Linked DNA regions of Homo sapiens: region 2 is linked to region 1. A link is an interaction called in ENCODE POLR2A ChIA-PET data of the cell type or tissue named here. Cell type or tissue: CD4-positive, alpha-beta T cell. All regions are shown on one strand.

Region 1 (4,000 bases):
GTGCAGTGGCGCGATCTTGGCTCACTGCAACGTCTGCCTCCCAGGCTCAAGCAGTCCTCTCACCTCAGCCTCTGGAGTAGCTGGGAACACAGGTGCACACCACCATGCCCAGCTAATTTTTTGTATTTTTGGTAGAGATGCGGTTTCGCCATGTTGCCCACGCTGGTCTTCAGCTCCTGAGTTCAAGTAATCTGCCTGCCTTGACCTCCCAAAGTGCTGGGATTAAAGGTGTGAGCCACAGTGCTCACTACAGCTACACTGTCTTTAATGGTGTAGATAAGCTGAGCACCATTCAGCGGGGAATATATTCATGGATAAGAAATGGATTGCTGCACATTTGAAGTTTATTTGTAAAACACTTAAAAAATTTTTAGCCACCAGAATTATAGAGGTTTCCCAAAAAGGATGTTTACTGTTTTCTCTTTTTGGTCCTACCTGTAAGTTAGCAAGGGTATTTCTTAAAGGAATTTAACATTATATTAGTTTTACAAATACCTAGAGTTTAAAATTAGCAACATCAAAGGAATGTCAGAAAACATATATGTTTTCCCAATCTATTTGCAATATTCAATTTTATGATTGAATTTTTTGGTTTTGTGTTTGATTTTTACCTCTAGGAAATTGAAAAGGAAGAAACTGATTTAGAAAATGCTAGAGCTGATGCATATACAGCCAGTTGTGAAGATGATTTTGAAGTATGTATAAAAGTTAAAACTTTCCTTAGCTTAAAAATCATTTATTCTTAAAAATCAGCTTATATATAGTAATTTGATGTCCTTTTTATTCTTTTTATTAATCCTAATACTCAATATCTGGCTAGGTTGATTTAGGTCAAGCTGTTACCTGTAAAATGCTTGCTATACTTCTACTAATACTTACCAATATGATGTAATTAAATGATTTTATAATTTAACTCATATTTAAGTGCAGTGCATAAAAAGATGTATACATAGGTATCTATAAAAATACATACACTTTCACATTCTCAGCACAAATGTTTGCACGTGATGATAGTTGATAGGTCTTCTGTATATGGTTCTGTATTGTGTGATTTATTTTTAGAGAAATAAAGGTAGCAGTTTATATAAATTTACCTTCAAAAACATTAAAATCAGGGAACTATAAATATCTTTCTTAGCTGTAATAAGGACATTGTCTGTTTTAAGTTATAAAGTGTCATGTTTTGTTCAGTATGAGGGATAATTGAAAGTCAGTTTGTCTTAAAGGGTTCCAAAAGATTATTATTGTTTGCAGGACTATGAAGATGACTTTGAGGTTTGTGATGGTGATGATGATGAAAGCAGTAATGAACCTGAGTCAAGAGAAAAACTGGAAGAACTTCCTCTAGCTCAAAAAAAGGAAATACAAGAAATTCAAAGAGCTATTAATGCAGAAAATGAAAGGATTGGCGAGTTATCTTTGAAACTGTTTCAGAAGCGAGGTAGAACAGAATTTGAAAAGGAGCCCAGGACAGGTAAACAAATCAATGCTACTAATGGTGTCCGTGCTCTTAGGGCTCTGTGTACTGAGCCCTCACAGATGCTGTCACACACAGGCCTACTCTAATAAGGTGGGTGGAGCAGTAACATCTTCCACATGCTGGTGGTGCCATGCCCTTGCAGCTACCACATAGGAGGCCCCTGAAGACTTGAGCACGAGCCCATCCAGAATTCTCTTACACAGAGAAGTTGCACGTCACTTTCTGCTCAGCACCCAGGCCTTAGGTTAGCTGAGGGTGCCGTGGCCCCACTCAGTGAGCACTGATGCTCCTGTTCTCCAGAGGGAGCTGAGGATGCTGTGGCCCTCCTCAGTGGGAGCTGAGGATGCTGTGGCCCTCCTCAGTGGGAAGCCTGACTCATGTTTTCTTTGCAACCAGCGTTTTATCCGTCTGTGAGCACATGCTCTTATTTTTCCTGATGATGTGCTCCTTGAGTTTCCACAGAGGAATCATCATGGTTTTCCCTGGAGGCGTGGCAGTGTCCACTGATGAGTGCCTTCATGAGGCACGTGGGGACTGAGGGGTTGAGGTGCCTGTCAAGTCTTGGGACACAGCTGGACTGAGCCTGACACGAAGCATGCTCTTGATCCATTCTTTTTTTCCTACAAGGACCTTTTTAAATTAAATTTAGAAATGTATTTTTTCTCCAAATTCTTGGCATCAGGATATAATGTTACTTGTGAGAGTAGGAATTAATGTTTCAAATTGCTTTAAAGGAAAACTGACATTCTGATAAAACATGGGCACTGAGGATAAAATAGGATAATATTAAAATACTATTTGATGACGTACTACTTTAAATTATCTAGTAAAATATTCAGTAATTGATGCAGTTAATTATAGTTAGTAATTAATATGATGCACTAATACAAATGAAGGTTTTGCAGAATGATTCTTTGTCTCACATTTTGTGCCTGCTACAGAGGTGGCAGAACTCAGCTGGGCAGTGCTGATAGAGCGTTCTTTAAACTTATAGCTAAAGGGCACCTGTCCTGGTAGAGGTAAGGATCTGCCCCTTCTTCAGCCCTATCGCCTGGCTGAGGCTCAGGGACTGTTTCCCTCAGTTCCCCGTGGGGTAGCGCTGCACACAGGGAGGGTCTTTGTGCCACCAGCACACAGGATTTCCTGACAGCATTAAAGCTTGTCTGCTCTGGAGTTGCTGAGACGCGAGCAGGATTTTATTCTTAACGTTACTGGTTTTCTTAGCAGATCTTTGAATAACCTTTTTTTGTTACTCATTTTCAACATTTATGCTTAGTGTTATATCTTTATTAGCCTGATTTACAAGATTAGAATTTACAACTCTCAATATGAGATTATTTTTGGCATATTTCTTATTTGAAGGAGTTATTCACTGTCATACACATTGCTCCAGGTAAAGCTGGAGCTGCTTTCTTGGCCCTGTTTAATGTTGAGCTGGCACAGGTGGACGGTCGTAAAGACTAGCACAGTGTTGACATCACAGTCTGTGCTGAAGCAGGAATCACGGAGCCATGCTGACTCCGGGGTTTCAGATAACTGACTAGCTGTGTGATCTTGGGCAGTTACTTAACCTGTCTGTGCCTCATTTTCCTTAACTGTGAAATGAGTGTCAGACTTTCTTTAGGGTTGTTGTGAAGATTAATTAAGCAAGCTAAACATGGAAGGTGCTTAAAGGAGTGCCAGGCACGTTCTGAGTGCTAAGCACCGGTTTGTTTTCTGTGTCCTCCTTGGCTGTACTCTGCCACACCCTGTGGTGCTTGGACTACTTGGTTATAAACTGCACGCCTTATCCTTTTTTAGGGCAGTAAGAAACCGTTTGGTAAATAACTTTTTCCCGTGCACTAAAGTTACACCATGGCGTTTGAAAGCCTTTGTACACTTCCAAAAGGTAAATGGTCCACTTGGTCAGTGAAGGAGTCTTTGCTGAGCGCCAATGACTTGCACAGAGGTGTGCGCTCTGCTCCAGGGATGTCTTTATTCAAGTCTTAATTCTGTAACTTTAAACGTTTTCTCATTTTTAAAAACAGTCACATCTTATAATGTCTGTGTGGTGCTTTCTAATTGCTCATAAATGTGGCCTCCTGTGGTCTGGTCCTTATCACAGTCCTGTACGGCAGATGTCCAGCAATAAGGGAACTGAGATGCAGAGATGAGGTAACCTCCCATGGTCATGAAGCAAGTAGCGGACAGTGCTGGGACTTGAGCTCAGGCCCCTGACCCAGACAGGCATCCTCCAGAGCCACACCCTCTGCATTGCTGGCCGTAAAGCTTTGTTGTGAAGATCAGATGAGATAATGTGTGGGAAAGGGCTCTGAGTTTCATAAAACCGTAAGACGGGAGGGCAAGTGCAAACCAATATCCAAAAGGAATGAAAAGACGATAAGATGCAGTAGAAATAAATATACAAACAAATAAATACACAGGTAAGTATGTACAAGAAGCCACCGAAATCCTTAGGGGGAAGAGGTGGATTGAGGAATGACTTGTGTCCATTACAAAGGATTGGGGATGGAGTTGTTT
Region 2 (4,000 bases), 100 kb after region 1:
ACCAACCTGACCAACATGGTGAAACCCCCATCTCTAGTAAAAATACAAAAATTAGCCAGATGTCATGGTGGATGTCTGTAATCTCAGTTGCTTGGGAGGCTGAGGCATGAGAATCACTTGAACCCGGGAGGCGGGGGGTTGCCGTGAACCGAGATTGTGCCACTGCACTCCAGTCTGCACACAGAGTGAGACCCTGTCTCAAAAAAAAAAAAAAAAAAAAAAAAAAAGCACTGGGAGCAGACATGGATGAATAAGCTAAAACCTGACTAAGGGCAGGAACCGTGACATAACTGGATCCTCGGAGAGGACATCTGCCCCCAGCAGGGTTTGAGCTGAGCCATTTCATTCCCACTGTTCCTTGTGCGTTTGCATAAATCCCTCCAAGCTTCATCTCCACTACCCCATGGCACAGAAGAAAATCTGGCTGGAGTTAAGATTTGTAGCAAGATGTGGAATCGTTTTTCCGGTGTGTGGAGACCACAGGCCCTTGTGGCTGCAGGGTGGGAGTAGGTCTGGTCCTGGGACCTGCGTTTTTCTAGGTGTAGTTATCTGGGCTTTTAAACATGCAGGTTCACGTAGGTGATCGAAGTCTGTTTCTATCCACAAAGAGCCCACCTGTCCTTTGGAAATTGAAAAAGGACTTAAAAAACCTGAGTAACCAGTGAAGTGTCTGTTGATTTGGGGGCAGGATGAAGAACTGAAAGCTGCCCTGTGCTCCTTCCCGGGAGAGGCACATGTTCCTTCCCGGTGGAACCCAGTGTGGAGGACTGTTCTGTGTGTGTTCTCTTTCACAAATCAACCCGAGCAACTGTGGTCGTATTGTGACCCTTGAATGCCAATCAATGAACAAAAACAGTATTTGAAAATGTGCACTTTGACATCACCCACGAGGCAGCGGGGCTTTGAGATAAGAGGACGGCCTCCCGCGCTCCGGTGCCTGCGGCCGAGGAAGAGGACGGCCTCCCGCGCGCTGCCTGCTTTCTCAGGAAGAGGACGGCCTCCCGCGCGCTGCCGGCTTCCTCAGGAAGAGGACGGCCTCCCGCGCGCTGCCGGCTTCCTCAGGAAGAGGACGGCCTCCCGCGCGCTGCCGGCTTCCTCAGGAAGAGGACGGCCTCCCGCGCGCTGCCTGCTTCCTCAGGAAGAGGACGGCCTCCCGGGCGCTGCCGGCTTCCTCAGGAAGAGGACGGCCTCCCGCGCGCTGCCGGCTTCCTCAGGAAGAGGACGGCCTCCCGCGCGCTGCCGGTTTCCTCAGGAAGAGGACGGCCTCCCGCGCGCTGCCTGCTTTCTCAGGAAGAGGACGGCCTCCCGCGCGCTGCCGGCTTCCTCAGGAAGAGGACGGCCTCCCGCGCGCTGCCTGCTTCCTCAGGAAGAGGACGGCCTCCCGCCTGCTGCCGGTTTCCTCAGGAAGAGGACGGCCTCCCGCGCGCTGCCGGTTTCCTCAGGAAGAGGACGGCCTCCCGCGCGCTGCCTGCTTCCTCAGGAAGAGGACGGCCTCCCGCGCGCTGCCGGTTTCCTCAGGAAGAGGACGGCCTCCCGCGCGCTGCCGGCTTCCTCAGGAAGAGGACGGCCTCCCGCGCGCTGCCGGCTTCCACAGGAAGAGGACGGCCTCCCGCGCGCTGCCGGCTTCCTCAGGAAGAGGACGGCCTCCCGCGCGCTGCCGGCTTCCTCAGGAAGAGGACGGCCTCCCGCGCGCTGCCGGCTTCCTCAGGAAGAGGACGGCCTCCCGCGCGCTGCTGGCTTTATCTGGGCTCCTGAGGTTCTCCTTTGAGTGTCATCACACCCACACTTGCGACTCCTTCCCGCCACAGAGGGAGGTTGGTGGCGATTGGTTTTGTCTTCATTTTGCCCAGAAAGACATGGAAAAACCAAGTTAGATCAAACGGAGGAAAGGAGTCCTGCCACCTGTGTGGGCTATGTGGCCTGGGCCAGGTGCTCAGGGCAGGTAGGGCTCCTGGCATGTGTCTAGGGCTCCAGGCGTGTGTCTAGGGCTCCTGATGAGTCAGCCTCACACGTGGCCTGCTCAGGGGCCCGGGAAAGAGTCAGCGCTGCACAGTCAGGCACGGGGACCCTCGCGTGTGAGTCCACGGCCTTCAGAGGGGTCAGGTGGGAGGACAGAGTTTGCTTCTGAACGACCTTGACCATGGAGGTGGATAGATTGTGTTCACTTAAATGTAAAACAGTGAAATTTAAATGTTTTAAGGAAACAAAATGTTATTTGTATTTAAAATTGATTAACAGTGAAAGATAGATAAATGGTAAATGGAACAAACATACAACAGACGTGAGAAAGAGCAAAAGATGGGAATGACGAGATGAGACAAAGAGGAGCCTGAGAAGAGAAAGGGCCGGCGGGCGCAGAGACAGAGGACCCAGCCACGCTGGGGAGGGCGGGCGCAGAGACGGAGGACCCAGCTATACCATGGAGGGCGGGTGCAGAGGGGCCAGGCGAGAGGGCCAGGCAGGCACAGAGACAGAGGACGCAGCTTTGCCAGGGAGGGCAGGTGCAGAGACAGAGGACCCAGCTATGCCAGGGAGGGCGGGTGCAGAGACAGAGGACCCAGCTATGCCAGGGAGGGCAGGTGCAGAGACAGAGGACCCAGCTATGCCAGGGAGGGCGGGTGCAGAGGGGTCAAGCGCTGACAGTGAGGGGGTCTTTCCAGTGGCTTCCCCTCTGGAGCTCACACACACTTACTTTAATCCTTATAAGGCCCTGTGAGGCAGGCACCGTAATAATTGCTCCATAACCAGCTGGCGAGAAAATCCAAGCTCGTAATTAGTAATCATCACGAAACAGCTTTCTTGGCTGACAGCACATAAACCAAAACAGTAGATGTGCTGGTTCCGGCTGCTGAGGGCCAGGGTCTGCAGACCTGCCCTGTGAAGCTTACGTGGCCTGCCAGACTTCATGCTCGGCAGGTCCCGTGGCCTCCTGGGGCTGTTTCTTTGAGGTGAAAAGAGGGTGGACCAGATGCAGTTGTTTCAAATTGCTTTCTGAGGGTCTCCCTCCTGGGCTGGACTAAGTCAGGGGGCTTTCATCCTCCATCAATCAGGCCAACAAGTCTATTCTATAAACCGGGGTCCACATTCAATTTTATTTGAACAAAATGTTCTATCAGCCTGAAAACTGCTAGGAAGGTCTCTAAGGCCATCTGGCTCTGAGCCTGCGATTCCAATGCTTGTTAGCGGATTTGTTTGTCCAGCTGTTGGTGTCTCTTCTTCCTGGCTTTGCCGCTCAGCCCTGGGCTTTCCAGAGCTTTCTAGGGGTCTCCTAAGAGGGCAAGCGGGTGGTACTTTCTGTATTTTAATATTGTGTTAGAATCTGGGACATCTGATTGCTGAAATGAGATGTTAGTTGGTACAGGGAGGGGTTTCCAGGACCCGCACGCCCTTGCGGAGTGCCTGCTGGAGGGAGCCGGTGTGTCCAGGACACCCTTGCGGAGTGTCTGCTGGAGGGAGCCAGTGTGTCAGTGAGATGGCTATGCCCCTGGGCTGCTGTGTCCCAGGTTTCCTCAGTCTCTAACCCTTTGTTCTCACAGGGGATGGACTCTTGCTTCTTTTCCCAACTCCACCAAGAGGGACCGTCCCAGGACGTCCTTCCCCGGGCATCTGGCCCTACAGCTGCCTGAGGTCTCCATCACCGTTGGCGCCATCAGTCTGCTGTGCAGCCAGCTGTTGGTTTGGAGAGCCTGAAGAACTGCAGTTCACGTCTCATCTAAAGGAGCTGAAATGATATTGCAGCTTTTTCTTTTGGTTGCGTGCAGTGAGAATCTGGGAGCTGAACCTGTTATCTGCATGGTCTTCAGAAATCAGGCAAACTCGGAAAATGCCAACGCCAAAAATGCTGATGGGTGACAAAGTGTCACAGGTGTGATGCATTACAAATCTCAGGACTTTTGTTCACTGGATTTGAAAGGTCAAGCTTCACAGGAAAATGATGAAGTCCCAAAAGACCAGAAATATATTTCAGAAGATGCCAGTTACTACTTTAAATGTCAAACCA

Evidence for each region. ChIA-PET counts read pairs that join two places held together with the same protein. Peaks named below come from ENCODE experiments on the same cell type or tissue, not always from the same donor. Only the 100,000 strongest peaks of a DNase experiment are listed, where the experiment ranks them.
Region 2: POLR2A ChIA-PET joins it to region 1 with 7 read pairs; 3 of 35 experiments call an interaction of 5 or more read pairs at or near these places.

Annotation. Positions count from the first base shown.
Region 1 is chr7:158,901,122-158,905,121 of GRCh38, forward strand. It overlaps DYNC2I1 (dynein 2 intermediate chain 1), which reads left to right. Exons shown (of 25, transcript NM_018051.5): 9 at 618-695; 10 at 1,255-1,474. Among named protein-coding and RNA genes, the nearest start is that of DYNC2I1, 47 kb to the left of the region's middle. In CD4-positive, alpha-beta T cell, no CTCF peak of the experiment used is centred here; no DNase peak of the experiment used is centred here.
Region 2 is chr7:159,005,014-159,009,013 of GRCh38, forward strand. It overlaps LINC00689 (long intergenic non-protein coding RNA 689), which reads left to right and starts at 3,341. Exons shown (of 5, transcript NR_024394.1): 1 at 3,341-4,000. In CD4-positive, alpha-beta T cell, no CTCF peak of the experiment used is centred here; no DNase peak of the experiment used is centred here; H3K4me3 peaks cover 893 bases; H3K27ac peaks cover 349 bases.